2 separate regions of the Mus musculus genome follow, and region 1 is linked to region 2. Evidence: chromatin contacts called from ENCODE Hi-C or POLR2A ChIA-PET data. All regions are on one chromosome and are shown on one strand. Each heading gives the region's core, a stretch centred on a gene start or an enhancer-like site at or near the end of the contact. The rest is flanking DNA. Distances are from core to core; before and after follow the strand shown. Region 1 holds the start of Cage1 (cancer antigen 1). Region 2 holds the start of Ssr1 (signal sequence receptor, alpha).

Region 1 (3,171 bases), core at 98-2,597, 43 kb before region 2:
CTTCCTGACTATAAGGTACGCAAAACTCTTTGTTGTTTCAAAATGGCTATGTGTAAATTCTCTTTTCTTTTGAACGGGAAGTTTTCCGTCACTGCTTGCTTTTGGACCTCACATCCAATTTCACCACAAAACCTCAACACTGCTACCTCGAAGTCGTTCTACGACAGCAGCTCTAGGAGCCATCCGGTTTGAAGCTGGTTATTTATTTATTTACTGATTCTCTGCTCCACTCCTCTCTACGAACATCTTCTACATGACTCACCAGTTCCTTTAATTCATAAATCAAATGACGGATGCTCTGTCGCTGCAAAAGCCCTCCTCTGGCCTGTAAGACCTGAACAGGATCTTAACTCCTCACAGTCACTTGGAAGGCTCGACCTGGCTGGCCTCCCTTTTTTGCCTCAATTCTCTCCGCTACGCTGTAGGTGCTAGCCTCTTGGTTTGCCCTCCTTTCCAAAAAGACAGTAGTGACTTGATTTGTCTTGTTCATCATACTCGCAGAGGTAAAACTTTTGCTCACTGTGTATGGAAGCCTGTATGAAGAAAAGAAAGGAAAAAAAAAAGGCCCACCTTCCTCAGTGGTCCCCAACTCTTGCTTCTCTGCTAAACGTCCCGGGACCCACTGACAGGTAGGTAGCTTTCACAAGCTGCTCACCCCGAGAAAAATCCAAAGCCGTCAGCTGTCAGCTCCCCGAGCCCAATGTGGAGCTGGCGGAATCGGAGGAGTCCCTGTGTCACCACCGGCCGCCTACCTGTCTGAGGAATCCGCGTCGTCAAATTGCCCGGGGACCACCGAAGCCATCCTGTCCAGACTGCAGTCCATGGCTAGGGGTGTGAGCCTTCGGCGCCCCTGAGGCCGCGATCGGAAGAGCCTGCTTCCCACCTAGAGGATCCAAACGCGTCTCCGCGATTCCCGCCCCTCAAATCCCTCGGCAACCGCCAGGCCCAAGAAGGCAACGACCAGGCGCCACCGGGGTGTCAGGATACAGGGTTTCGGCAAACGCGGCCACCAACAGGCCGGAAGTGCAACGCCGGAAGTATGCCACCAGCAGGGCCTCTCCAAACCCTAGTGCCCTCAGGGAGCATGCGCGTGACGGTGGCCGGGAAAGACCAATCCGCGATGTGAAGTGGGCGTGGTGCGTTGTTTGTAGCGTGGGATGTGTAGCTCTTGTTGCTCCCCAGCCTTTCGTTCTTGCTCCACCATGGCGTTTACGGTCATAGGAAGTCAGCCTGTTTTTTTTTTCCTCCGGCTGCTCCTGAAGACTTGCGTCCTCTGACCTTCTTCCTCTGGACCCAGGTGCGGTCCGGAGGACGTCACACTGGGGCGTTCGAGCGCCCTGCGACGCACCAGTTGGTGCCCTCGGTGGGGACGGTTGGAAGGTGTTCTCCCTCCCGCGGAGCCGGTGTGCCGGGAGGAAACCCGGAATCCTTAGCCTGAGTCACAGAAGCTCGATGGATCATGGAAGTGAGCACACTTTTGCTCTCTAGAAACGTTGGTGCGTTGTTTTGAGATGCAATGATACAAGTGGTTGGTTTTTGTTGTTTTTTTTTTTTTAAGTTGGGAAGTTCAAGGTTTTTTTTTGCGTTTGGCAGGAACTCTTGTGACACCTCTTTCTGCCTTTATTAAATGTTAAAATGTTAAGTATTATCTAGCGCGCGCTTGTGTATGCGTGCTCCGTGAGTGAAGTTCAGAGAATAACTTGAGGGCTTACTCCTTCCACCTTGGGCTCCGGGAACCGAACTCTGGTCGTCCGCGCTTTTTCCTGTTCAGCCATCTCACAAGCCCTCATTATCTTCAAACGGTTTTAACTCAAGCCGAGCGGTGGTGGCACACGCCTTTAATCCCATCCCTTGGGAGGCAGAGGCAGGCGGATCTCTTGAGTTTGAGGCCAACCTGTTGACAGGAGGGGCTACACAGAGAGACCCTGTTTCCTCGAAGAAGAAGAAAAAGAAAAGAAAAAAAAAAACAAACAAACAAACAATGGATTTAGGTAGAATGGCTAACCAAGCCTGGGTGGTGGTGGCTTGGTTCAGCACCTGGTTGGGCCAGTCACAACTACTATAATTCCGGTTCCAGAGGATCCTACACACACATGGCACGGGTATACTAAACAGGCACATACATTTTTTAAAGTGTAGTTGCAAGTCACAGGCCCATGGAAAAGAAACATTTTGCGTTTGGAAAGTGATTTAAGGCACTAACACATCCCTGTCATCGAACAGGTAGTGTTTATTTGCAGGACGGGAAAGGTGAGCCCAAGGTTGAGTCCTCCAGCAGCCCTGCCTAGCTTCCTTAGCCTACTTGGTTTTTTACAGTTTACCAAATGATGACATCGATTTGAAAACGTCTTCAGTAAATAAGTAATCTAACAAAGTCATCCAGGCAGACAGGTACTAAGGATAGACTGAGACAATCTGATAATATGCCACTAGAATGGGGGGTATTTTCAGCCTGTGTTTTAACTGTGTAGACCAGAGTTTCTTAACTAAAGATCATGGCCCCATAATGGGGTGGGGAGAGTCATGATAAATTCTCCACACCCAAAACTTGATTCATAATTTAAACGGTGGGGTGAATCTGACAAATTTCGGGCAATATTCACCCATGATAACTTCACACAGCTTTCACTGTTCTCACCACTATACCAACTCACAGCAGCAAACTGCCTGAAATACCTCTGTTCAGATTTGAAACTTATATGTTCCTGTTAGGGTCCAAGAATAGCTGAAGGAAGACCCCAGACTCAAATAGGATGCACAGGCAAGAAGAGTGTTTACTGAAGAAATTACCAGCATTCAGGGGCCAACCATTTATCAAAACGGCAACCACCTGAGGGGCTCATGGACCCCTTTAATGGAGGGCTAAGAGAATTTTCCAGAAGGATTAGGTAACCTCCAATAGGGGGGCAACGCAGTAACATTAGTACAATTCTGATTGGTTGTTAACCTAGTTTCATTGTAATTGCTGAGACCAAAGAATTTTGGAAACCAGCTCTGTTCTGGCCTTGTTATCTCCTCCAGCTAGGTGGCCTCCAGCAGTTCCAGACTTAGCCTCCCTAAGTCAGGGCCATCTGACTGAAGGCCCATTGTCAGCAACTCCTGGGGAACCCAGTGTGCCTCCCAGGAAATGAAAATTTTATTCCCAAGGCTTTGGACTTCTCATTATGAACT
Region 2 (3,158 bases), core at 247-2,746:
CAAATATCCAAGATCCTCGTATTTAACCCGGGAGTGTCTCCTGGCACAAGAAACTGACAAGGACTGTAACTGAGGGGATGGTACAGAGACACTGTCCTTGTACCGAAGATCTCACTGTCTCCCTTTCTGAGGTCTGACTTCAGGTGGTGGCACTTCTGACTCCTTAATGTTCATAGAATTTATAGACAGTCTCTTTCCCCTGTTCAGGTCAGACATGTGTTCATCTGATCTGAACCTACTGGGGTTAATTAAGTTGAGATATGGTCTGTGACTTCCACTTCAGTCATCTTCAACAATTCTGAGGGGAGTTTATTTGTCCCTCTGTGGCTCAGAGGCTCCAATGATCCTGGTGGCTGCTTAACCTGTGTAGTGGTTTGAATGAGAACTGCCCCAGTAGGCTTGTGTTTGAATGTTACATCCCAGTTGGTGGAACTGTTTGGTAAGGACTTATGTGAGGAGGTGCATTGTTGGGTGTGGGCTTTGAGGTTTCAAAAGTCCGTACCATTGGACTTACCTCTCTGCCTTGTCCTTTGGGGCTGAACATATAAGCTCTCAGCTTCCACGTTAGCACTGCCTGCCTGCTCCCATTCTCTCTGATGCGATGGTCAGGAACTCACCCTCTGAGACTGTAAACAAGCCTACAAATCAAACACTTTCTTTTATAAGTTGCCTTGGTAATGGTATCTCTTCACAGCAACAGAAAAGTAACCAAGACAGTCCCTGAATCAGGATTGTGGCTGGAGGTTCTCAGCGCAGCCACTACATCCCGAGTGTTTCACACTGACCAGCTGAAGTTGCCAGAAATATGCCAGAAGTGAGATCTTTGGCGTAGAAACTGCAGAAAGGCTAGGTAATTGCTAAGTTTGGGTTGTTAAGAAAAATTACAGAACTGAACCTCTAATGATCAGAGTTCAAGCCCAGAACCCATCTAAAATGTGGAGAGAATCAGTTCCCTAGAAGTTGTCCTTTGACTGACCTTTACATCTATCTGTGCACTGGCAATTATACACCAGAGAGACAGTCAAATTTAAAAGAATAAAACTCCAGAACTCCGATTGTTTATTGCAGGGGGGGTAGAATTTTGTGACAAGGTATTAACTCTGTAGCCCAGTCTTGCCCCGAACTCGCTACATAGCCCAGGCTGGTCTCCAGCTCGCTGCAATCCTCCTGCCTCCATCTCTCAAACTCTGGGGTTACAATGTGAGACATCACTTTCGGCTTTTTATTTTTATTTATTTATTTTGTCGTTATCCATATCCTTTACTTTCTGTCTTTCAACTGCCACACATGCGGGAAGTTTCCACTCCTTGGCCCCTCAAAGCAACGGGGGACAAAGCGATGCTAAGCATCTGGAAGAGATAAGCCTGCTCAGCTAGGCTCTCGCGGGAGCCCGTAGGCTCCCCTGGTCCCCGCCACCGCCGGCCACGTGATCTCCCGGCCCGCAGGCCCCGCCCCTGGGCGCTTAGAGGCCACGTCGACGGTGGCGGGGAGGGGCGACGGATGGCGCGCGTGCGTGCGTGCCCCGCCCCTCCACCGCGGCCCGGATGAAGAGTAACGCCATTACCGCCAGAGCCTCCGAGAGCCCTAGCGGACCCGCACCGGACGCTGACCGGCCGTACCATGAGACTCCTCCCCCGCCTGCTGCTGCTGTTCCTGCTGGCCTTTCCCGCCGCCGTGCTGCTCCGAGGCGGCCCCGGAGGTGAGAGACGCGGGGCTGGGTTGGGGACCGCGGCCGACCCCCGGCCCGGCTCTCGTGGGCCATGCTATCCCCCGCCCCGGGACCCCCCGCAGCTCGGCGTCCTCAGCGAGCGCGGGCCCGAAGCCCGCGGTCCGCAGGACCCACGCCAGGGTCGGCCTCGCTTCTCCGCCCGCGCTCGCCGCGGGCCGCCCGTCCCCAAGCTCTGCGCTGACGTGTCGCTAGCCACACGCCGGCGCGCCTCCATTCATTCGCCCACTGTAGATTCTTCTCCTCGGCGCGTGGATCGTGTTCGCCCGGCCCCCTCGCTCGCCCATCGCGGTCTGTGTGGACCGCGAGGCTCGGTGTCCAAATCCGTCCCCTTCCTCCGGCTGCTTGTCAGCCGCTACCGTAGAGTATGGCCGGATGGCCTCCTCCTTCCTTTTCTAATTTCTCTCCCCTCCCCTCCCTTTTCCAGCCAGTTTTTGCTGGTTGAAAATATGCTGCGAAAAAGTTATTTCGAGCTTTGTAAGTTTATTCTTTCCAACGATTGACCTGGGCTAAAAACTTGGCAGAATGTAAAAACGTAGAAACTTGTTCCCCCTTGCCCGCCATGTCCATTAATTTTGCTAGTTTATAAAAACAACTAGTTTGAGTGGTCACCAGAAAGAATTCCTTTTCTTTCTCTAAGTTTCTGTGGCCCAGGGCATGAGAAATAACGAGCCATGTTATGAACTCTTTGGCCAAGCACACAGAAGTGCTTGGCTTCTACTTAGTAACTAGTATGACTTTGAATTATAGCTGTTAGGGATTTTGGCTTGGGAGTGTGGTGGTGGGGACATAAGACAGATGTTGAGACCGAGTCTCATGTAGGTAACCCTGGCTGCGTTGTAAGTTGGTGCCCTAGCTAGCACGTCCTTGAACTTATGATCCTTGTGCCTGTACCTCTGGGGTGCTGGGTTTCAGGGTGTCACCACACCCCGTGGATGAAGTGGTGGGGATGAACCCAGGGCTTCCATCGTGCCAGGCATGCAAGGCACATATGCACACTACAACCTTAGACCATTGGGGTTTTCTTTCTTTCTTTAAATCTGGCTTTTGATAAATTACCTGTAAACTATGAATGAACTGTTTTAACTCGGGAAAGTAAAAAGACTTAAAAAAATCATGGTTTTAAAGATAGTGTTTTCTCTTGGGCTTTGCACATGTGGCTGTTCCCACATTTTCCCTCGCTGCTGGATTGCCACATCATCGCTCCCCGAGAAGTGGTAATAAGAACTGCTTGAACTTTAAAGGGCTTTGTAGAGTTTTGCCTGAAAGTGATGTTGTGTGGTTTTTGAGAAAGCTTTGTCAACAAGTCTCTGATTTATAAATTAGCATTATGATTAGCCCTTATTTTTTTTGATATTTTAAATGTCTGAAACTATGCTTGAAGTCATGTGCAAAAATAGTTGGATTTTTTTTCTTTGCTACTAACCACGAA

Evidence for each region. Hi-C counts contacts between places; a loop is a spot of excess contacts on that map. ChIA-PET counts read pairs that join two places held with the same protein, here RNA polymerase II (POLR2A).
Region 1: a loop to region 2 is called in a map of heart, with 6 times the contacts of the local background. The contact joins the promoter of Cage1 here to the promoter of Ssr1 in region 2. A Hi-C loop is called at or near these places in 21 of 37 maps with a recorded cell type or tissue (CH12.LX, T-helper 1 cell, T-helper 17 cell and 7 more). POLR2A ChIA-PET finds 5 or more read pairs at or near these places in 2 of 5 experiments (Patski and embryonic stem cell).

Annotation. Positions count from the first base shown.
Region 1 is chr13:38,035,113-38,038,283 of GRCm38, reverse strand. It overlaps Cage1 (cancer antigen 1), which reads left to right and starts at 1,347. Exons shown (of 13, transcript NM_027724.2): 1 at 1,347-1,465. Riok1 (RIO kinase 1) reads right to left here and starts at 1,295. Exons shown (of 17, transcript NM_024242.3): 1 at 753-1,295. The coding sequence starts at 823.
Region 2 is chr13:37,992,546-37,995,703 of GRCm38, reverse strand. It overlaps Ssr1 (signal sequence receptor, alpha), which reads left to right and starts at 1,496. Exons shown (of 8, transcript NM_025965.4): 1 at 1,496-1,699. The coding sequence starts at 1,621.